Regions from separate parts of the Homo sapiens genome. Here region 2 is linked to region 1. Evidence: chromatin loops called from intact Hi-C (ENCODE). Cell type or tissue: OCI-LY7. All regions are shown on one strand. Each heading gives the region's core, and the rest is flanking DNA. Links, peaks and the distances in the headings are about the cores only. Region 1 has its middle 61 kb from the start of MPEG1. Region 2 overlaps LOC101927226 (a long non-coding RNA gene).

Evidence for each region. Peaks named below come from ENCODE experiments on the same cell type or tissue, not always from the same donor. Only the 100,000 strongest peaks of a DNase experiment are listed, where the experiment ranks them.
Region 2: a loop joins it to region 1, with 4 times the contacts of the local background. A loop is called at or near these places in 1 of 110 quality-filtered maps.

The regions. Positions count from the first base shown.
Region 1 is chr11:59,271,601-59,275,998 of GRCh38, forward strand. No RefSeq gene overlaps it. Among named protein-coding and RNA genes, the nearest start is that of MPEG1, 61 kb to the left of the region's middle. RefSeq lists an enhancer at 1,550-1,599. In OCI-LY7, for the core only: no CTCF peak of the experiment used is centred there; DNase peaks (open chromatin) are centred at 531, 1,201 and 1,971; H3K4me3 peaks cover 2,408 bases; H3K27ac peaks cover 3,308 bases.
Region 2 is chr11:59,616,738-59,621,135 of GRCh38, forward strand. It overlaps LOC101927226 (a long non-coding RNA gene), which reads left to right. Exons shown (of 3, transcript XR_001748237.2): 2 at 3,678-3,735. Among named protein-coding and RNA genes, the nearest start is that of OSBP, 3.2 kb to the left of the region's middle. In OCI-LY7, for the core only: a CTCF peak has its summit at 2,582; no DNase peak of the experiment used is centred there; H3K4me3 peaks cover 618 bases; H3K27ac peaks cover 166 bases.

The sequences.
Region 1 (4,398 bases), core at 177-4,176:
GGCTGAACCTGGAATAATAAATAAACAAGCATCAATGCAAAGTCACAAGCTGTCATCGTGGGCTCGAGGTGGCTGCCACTCAGGGAAGGGAATGGAGGTATCAGCTAGTGCATCAGGACCTGGGGTGATCACTCCCCAGAAGGCCATTACCCTGTTCAATCTCCATGAACACCCTGGGGGAGGGAGATAAACCTTCACAGGTAAGGAGAGTGAGGCTCAGAGACTCTGAGTCATTTGTGAGGTCGCTGACCTGATGAGCAGCTGAGGGAAAATTCAAATCTGGGGAGGGTCTTACCCCATAGTCCAGCATCCCTGGAGCCTCTTGCCCATGCCAGGTGTTTGGAGCAATGGGACATCGCAGAAATAGTGTGTGCAACCTCCCAGGGGACAACTTCTACTGTCAGCTGACCAGACCAATCAACTGTAGAGAGCAGCAGCCTGAAGATAGGACACGAGCGTTGAGTTGGACAGATGCTGGCTTGACCTTGGGATGTCATGTGCACACACACAAACACACACATAGACACACCCACTAGATATGAGGATTACAGGAGCTCACAGGATGTGCCTGGTGCCCAGTAGGTGCTTGGTCAATGTTCCTTTCCCCTCCAGCAGCTCCTGTCTACTCTTCCTTGCCAGAACCCCATCCTATCCAGCACCCTACACTGCAAGTTTCTGAGCCACTTAGGTCACAAGTCCCTCTCTTCTCTTCCAGGTGTGACAGGTATGCTTGGGGGACACCCACTTTACACAGTCAAGATGAGTCTCCTCACTTGTTTATTTCTCAGGCACATACATTGGAGAGAGGCTCACAGAGTTGAAGGGACTGGAAGCCCACTTCTATATACAACTCCAGGTGGGCAGCTGCTTTTCTACCACGCCGGATTGAACCTTCCCCCCTGGTTTGTCCTGGCAAATCCCCGCTGGGGCTGAACCACATGTTGGGTTCATGGCCAAGTCCATCCTCAGCTTGGCCAGCTGGGACCAAGATGCTAAAATTTCCTCCCACCCAGAGCAAGGGCACCCACATTGTTCTAATGCAGGACTCCCCGGAACAGTTTCTTAAAAGAAACAGAAAAGTCAAAACTTGTCAGTATATCCATGAACATGATCTTCAGAATAGCAATCATCATTACAGAAAAACCGAGTAATTGTCTCTCAGGTGCCAGTGTGCAGCTGTGAGGCATCCGTGCCAGAAGCCTGAGGAAGAGCCCAGGAGTGTGGCCTGTTCTTGGGAACTGAGGCACTGCGGCTGGCCCCCTGTAAGCTGGTTCCTCCTCGATACACCCCACACCTCGATGAACTGGAGTTCCATGTTCTCAGACCCCCCAGAACAGAAACCAAGAAAACCCATTTCCTCCAGCTGGAAATTCCCAAATAAGTCCCTTCACCCTTTCCTTGTGTTTGGGGTTGTGTGTTCTTAAAGTGGCCCAGTTGGGACCCTTCCCTGCCATTTTCCCTGGGCCCCAGTGCAAGCTGTAAACAGCGGTCACCAGGCCAGCCCTGTGTTTGCTGGCAGCACTGAACTTGGCCCCTTTTCCCACTGAGGGAGGGCAAAGCTGACTACAAGGCAAGACACATCATCCTGAGCTGGGTTTGCGGGAGGCTTTCTGTCTCCTCTTTTTTCAGTGAACCCAGGTGTTGTCAGAGGAAGTAACTTCTTATTGTAGGGTTGGGATTTCATCCAGCACAGGTGTAAGGGCTCAGCTTTATGCATTGGCTTTGGCCTTAAAATGTTCTGTCCCTAGGCCTCATGCAGGTCTTGTCCCCTCTGCCAGCCAAATTTCTGCATGACCTAGGGCCGGTCACTGTACCTTTTGTGAGAGGAGGCAGTTAGGGGCTGGCTAGGCAGGTAGAGATGGAGAGTCTCTGGAGAGAACAACACCCACAGGGAAGTATATTCTTCCCCTGTTACGTAGCTAGCAGGTGGAGATGTGGTTAAGAACTTCCTCTTATACCAGGATGTTTGCTCAGAATGGACTGTCTCAACTTAGGCACAAGCACAATAAATCAACTAAATGTCCTTAACTTGACCCAGCTTATTATAATATCATGAACATGACATCTACGTTGCAGTTTTACCACCACCCCCACCCCCAACTGGGCTTTTCTGTAGTGCCTATGGGTAATAATTACAATGGAGTAACTGTGGACAAGAAGGCACCTGCACAGTAAGAAGTGGAACTAGGAAGGAACTTGGAAGTAGGAGGTTATGTAAGATGCAAATGAGAAAAACATCTCTAGAAAGGAGGGATAAAAACCCTTGGATGAGCTGGTCAGCAGCAACCTACTTTCAGGTCCCCTCTCTTTACTGAGAGCTGTCTTTCTGTCACTTAATAAAACTCGACTCTCCCTTACCCACCCTCCTGTATCCGCATACCTCTTTCTTCGTGGCCACGAGACAAGAACTTGGAACTTACTAAAATACAGAGTAAGGAAACTGCAACATTTCTTAGGGGCTCACCCAGGATAACCCAGACCTCTGTTAACACTGTAAAGTTCACCCAGCCCTCCTAATTGTTATATCAAAAAACCCCACAAAGGACAGTCCTAGTGGACCAGGGAAACAAACCCTAGAACGCCCACAGAAAAGGCGCCAGCCCCTGAAGCCAGTTCTCTGGGTCAATCCTATCGACCCTGTCCAGGTCCCCCCTTAAACTTGCCCCACCATAGACATTTTTGTTCTAGGTGAGTGCCAGCCTCCCTGATGCCCATACAAGAAATGCCTTGTGAATATGGCCCTATTAAGGTACAGGTTCCCTTTTCTCTACAAGACTTAAGACAAATAAAGGGAACTCTTGGTAGATTTTCAGGCAACCCTGGCAGGTATATAAAGGCCTTCCAGGATTTAACCCAAGTATTTGAACTCTCCTGGAAGGACATTATATTTCTCTTAAAGCAAACCCTGACCACTGTGGAGAAACAGCCTCCCTGCAAGTTGCAGAGAAATTTGGAAATGAGCTTTGTACCTCATATAGTGCCAGAGAAGACAAGGCACCTTATTCAATTGGAAAGACGGCGATACCATTGTAGGACCCTAAATGGGACCATGATGATAACATGGGAGAATGGAGGAGGAAACACTTTCAGGTGTGCATATTGGAGGGCTTAGGAAGGACTAGAGCTAAGCCTTTCAATTACTCAAAACTGTGATTGACCAGAGATTAGATGAGAATCCCTCTGGCTTTCTGGAAAGGCTAAGAGAGGACTTGATGAAGCATACCTCTCTATCACCTGATTCAGTAGAGAGACAACTAATCCTATATGATAAAGTTATTATTCAGGCAACACCTGATATCAGGAGGAAGCTACAAAAACAGACCATAGGACCAGGTAGCACTTTAGAAAACCACCTAAATGTGATCACCTTGGTCTTTTACAACAGCGATCAGGAGGAGGCTCAGGAGAAAGAGAGGAGACATAAGAAAACGGCAGAGGCTCTAGTAGCTGCTCTACAGGCCTCCAGACCCCAGGATCGCCTAGGTGCACCTGCTAATTGCTACAAATGTGGCAAACCAGGGCACTTCTAAGAAGAATTGCCCAGGCAGCAAGAGAAGATCACCTGGACCCTGTCCAGCCTGTGGTGGGTACCACTGGAAGGCAGGCAGAACTGTCCCGAGAGGTACAGGTTGCTGGGTCCAGAGCCAGCCTCACAATGGTCCAGCAAAACTGAAAGGTCTGAGGACTCGACTCCCCGGCTCCAACATCTCAGATTGCCATCACCATCCAGGAGCCCCAGGTGATTCTGGAGATCGAAGGGAAGAAGGTGAACTTCCTTCTCAATACCAGTGCTGCCATTTCTGTTCTCCTCTCCTCCCTTAGGACAATCGTGATGGGCATTTCAGGAAAGCCCTTAACCTGATACTTTTCCCAATCCCTTAGTTGTAGCTGGGAAGACCTCTTGTTTACTCATGGCTTTTTAGTCATGCCTGAAAGCTCTACTCCTCTGCTAGGTAGGGAAATTTTAGCTCATATGAGTACCACCATCCTTATGGCTCTAGGACAGACTCTGTAAATCCAGAAGTTTGGACAATTCAGGGAAAAATTGGCTGAGCCACCACAGCTACATCAGTCCAAATCCATTTTAAGGACCCCACTTCATTCCCTAACAAAAGACAATATCCCCTAAAGCCAGAAGCTAGGAAGGGGTTCACGCCTGTAATCCCAGCATTTTGGGAGGCCGAGGCAGGCAGATCACGTGGTCAGGAGTTCGAGACCAGCCTGACCAACATGGAGACACCCTGTCTCTACTAAAAATACAAAAAATTTGTGAGGCATGGTGGTGCGTGCGTGTAATCCCAGCTACTAAGGAGGCTGAGGCAAGAGAATTGCTTGAACCCAGGAGGCAGAGGTCGCAGTGAGCTGAGATCACACCGTTGCACTTCAGCCTGGGTGACA
Region 2 (4,398 bases), core at 136-4,135, 350 kb after region 1:
GCTCTTTATCGCTCCACACCCCTTGTGTCTTGATTCTAGACTGTCATATGCCTATACCGATTCTGTCCCCTTCAGAAGTAGATTCGCGAGGACCTGACTTTATGTGTCTCTTCCAGACCTAAAGGCCCTTGGTTTTAGCATCATAGGTGCCATGTATATGCTTAACTTTGAACAGAAAATTATTATTTTTTGTATCTTTAAACTGATATATCGTAGTTGTACATATTTAACTTTGGACAGAAAATTTTTTTTATATCTTTAAACTGATATAGTTGTACATATTTTCAGGGATACATCTGATATTGTGATACATGTATTCAATGTATAATTATCAAATCAGTGTAATTGGGATATCCATCATCTCAAACATTATCTTTGTGTTGGGAACATTTTCTGCTATGCGTTCTCTTGTAGCAGGAAATCGTTATTTTTGATCAACTGACTATTCACACATTTGTGAAGATTACAAATTCAGTAACTAATGTAACATTTAGATGTAAGCTATTGTTGCAAATGTAACCTAAAGCGCCGTACTTTAGGGAATCTAGCATCTGTTACATTTTGCTAGTTTGAACAGGCAATAGAAATAGCTATTAGATACTGTAAAAGAAATTGACTTTCTTTGCCAATGTGCTTCCCAGTGTCAATAAATTAAAGTATCCTTTTTAAGAAAATCGTTTCAAAAGAAGCGAAGTATTTATTGAATTCTGGAGAGAGAATACTCTTTAAAAATCTGCAATTTTTACTATCAGGGATCATTTGTATAGCTCATTACTAGTGAATTTCTCTGAATGTGTAGAGCAAAATAAAATCTGCTATTAGATGTAGGCTATTTGGGATTAATTTTTTTTTTAACTGAGCTAGAGTTAATCCATTTAGGCTTGAGTCCTGCTTTTGCTACTTACTGGGTCTATTACTTTGAGAAAATTATTTAAGCACTCCAAGTCTCAGTTTTCACTTATGTTAAACAGGAATAAAACCTCACAGGGATGCTGTTGTGATTAAGTGCGTTTGAATGTGTTTGATAAACTGTAGATAGCTACAAACATGTGAGTTGTGTTGCCAAACACATCTCACAGGTTACTTGCCATCACAAAGGAGAAACATACTTTTACAATGGGGAGATCTGGCAGTCCCCACCTTAACCCAGTTATCCAATGTGTATCAGTAACCCTTGGACAACCAACATTTTTATGAAGTTCCCAGTGTGCTGCAGCATAAAGTATACAGCATCACTTAATGGTGTTTTCTTGCCAAAATACTGAAAGTTAATCTAATCAAGGCTTTGGATCTAAACTCCAGTTTACTGGGCTGGAGGAACCAGTTGAACCATAACCCCAAGGAGATAATCAGATAAATCAAGAACGTGAAGCATTCTATAAGACAACTATTTTATAGAAGATAAGACATAAAGATCAAGGAAAATCAATGTCATAAAAATGGTCAGGGGTGATTGTTCTAAATTTGAAAAAAAACTTAAAGAGATACAATCAAATGCTTAATTGGATTCTGGTTCTGAAAAAGCAGGCTTTTAGACATTTTTGAGACAATTGGGGAAATTTGAAAATGGACTGGTATCAGATGTTGTTAGTTATTACATTTGTTCATTGTAATAATGGTATGCTGGACATGGGGGAAAACATCTTTACAACTTGGAGAAACGTAGGAGTGAAGAGTTATGATATCCGTAACTCTCTTTGAAATGGTTCAGCAAAAAAGAAAGATAAGAGACCAGTCTGGGCAACATAAATAAACCTGTCTCTACTAAAAACAAAAGCAAAACAAAACAAAACAAAAAAATTAGCTGGGCATGGAGGCCTGTGCCTGTAGTTCCAGCTACTTGGGAGACTGAGGTGGGAGGACTGATTGAGCCCAGGAGGTCGAGGCTACAGTGAGCTGTGATTGTGCCACTGCACTCCAGCCTGACAGAGTGAGGCCCTATCTCTCTCTCACACACACACACACACACACACACACACACACACACACACAGAGCCAAGGAAAGATAAATACTTTGAAATGCATACATACACATCTGTCTGTCTGTCTACCTCCCTACCTACCTACCTATCAAGCAAATATGGCAAAATCTTAATTGTTAAATCTATGTGGTAAGTATATAGGTGTTTACTGTACTATTATTTCTACTTTTATTGTATATTTGGAATAATAATTTTAAAAAAGGTTTTGAGAGGCTAGTTTGACCTACTGTTGTTACCTAACACTGCCTCCGGAATACAGAACAGAATTCTTGGCCTGGCAAATGAGACCCATGACAATCTGATGTCACCTCTCCTTTCCAGTCCTTTTTTTTTTTTAAGACAGAATCTCACTCACCTAGGCTGGAGTACAGTGGCACAATCTCAAGTGATTGTCCTGTGTCAGCCTCTGGAGTAGCTGGGATTACAGGCATGCACCACCACACCCAGCTAATTTTTATATTTTTAGTAGAGACAGGGTTTCACCATGTTGGCCAGGCTGGTCTCAAACTCCTGACCTCAGGTGATCTGCCTGCCTTGGCCTCCCAAAGTGCTGGGATGACAGATGTGAGCCACCAAGTGGTGGCTTTGAAATGCATACACACACATCTATCTGTCTGTCTGTCTCCCTCCCTACCTACCTATCAAGCAAATATGGCAAAATGTTAATTGTTAAATCTATGTGGTAAGTATATAGGCTCACACCTGGCCTCTCTCTTTTGTATTGGTGTACTCTGTGTTCCAATTAAATTGATCCACACATTTTTTTCCACATTCACCCTACACTTTCTCAAACTGATGCCTTTGTGTATGCTTTCCCTCCATTAAATGCCCAGTGAACTCCCTCCACAGAATTTCCTCGAATTTTCCTGGCTAGACGTAATGCCCCTTCCTCAGGACTTGCAGAGTTTCCTGTGAGGTTAATTGTCTTGCCTTATAATTATCTATGTTTCAATCATATCTCCCCTACTAGAGGGTCAATTTCTCTAATGTATAACCTGTATCTATTTCATCTTTGTTTCCCCCATGACAGCACGCAACCTAGCATATTCATCTATTTAATAAATATTTATCAATTATCTATTATATATCTTCAGGCCTGAGCCAAGTCTTAGGGACAAAGTAGTGAATGTACAAATAGGCTCTGGCTCCTCATGAAATGTAAAGGATCTTAGGGATATACACAGTATTCGTAGTGAAAAAATATGTAGAGTAATTATACACATATGCACAGTAATATGGAGGACAACAGGTGTAACCTGTTTATTTTTTGTTTGTTTGTTTGTTTGTTTGTTTGAGACAGAGTCTTGTTCTGTTGCCCAGGCTGGAGTGCAGTGGCACGATCACGGCTCACTGCAAGCTCCACCTCCCGGGTTCACGCCATTCTCCTGCCTCAGCCTCCCGAGTAGCGGGGACTACAGGCGCCCGCCACCACGCCCGGCTAATTTTTTGTTTTTGTATTTTTAGTAGAGATGGGGTTTCACCGTGTTAGCCAGGATGGGCTCGATCTCCTGACCTCATGATCCACCCGCCTCGGCCTCCCAAAGTGCTGGGATTACAGGCTTGAGCCACTGTGCCCGGCCCTAACCTGTTTCAAAGAGGGATAAACTGTTTAAGTTGCCACCTGGGGACTGGGGAGGAGTAAGCAAAGGAAATAAATCAGTCATTCTTTTTCCTTTCTCTTTTTTTCCTCCATAGCTAAAATCAGTCATCTTCCTGCGAAGGCATGAGGAGGAAAAGAGAGGAAGTAACTGAGGTGGGTACATAAGGCATGGAGAGTGAAGACCCCAAAGGGCTGTAAGACCTCATAAGGAGTCCAAGTTTTATTCTCATTGCAACAGGAAGCAATCAAAGGGATTAGAGCAAGTGACCCCAGTTCATTCATTCTTTCTTTGTTTCTTTCTGTATCTCTCTTTCTTTTCTTTTCTTTCTATGTTTCTTTCTTTCTCTCTGTCTTTTTTCTTGACAGGGCCTTGCTCTGTCATCTAGGCTAGAGTACAATGATGTAATTAATTATGGTTCGCTGCAACCTTGAACTCCTGGGCTTAAGCAATCCTCCTGCCTCAGCCTCCCAAATAGCTAGGGCTACAGGCATGCACCACTATGCCTAGATACTTTTTATTTTTTGTAGAGACAGGGTCTTGCTGTGGTCTCAAACTCCTGGCCTCAAGTTATCCTCCCGCCTCAGCCTCGCAAAATGTTGGGAGTGGAGCCACCGTGCCTGGCCTCAATTCTTGTTTAAAATTATCACTGGCTGATGTGTGGAGTCACAAGAGTGGAGAGGGACAGCAATTAGGAAACTTCTACCATCATTTTTTTTTTTTTTTTTTTGAGATGGAGTCTCAAATTGTCACCTGGGCTGGAGTGCAGTGGTGCCATCTCGGCTCACTGCAACCAGGTTCAAGAGATTCTTCTGCCT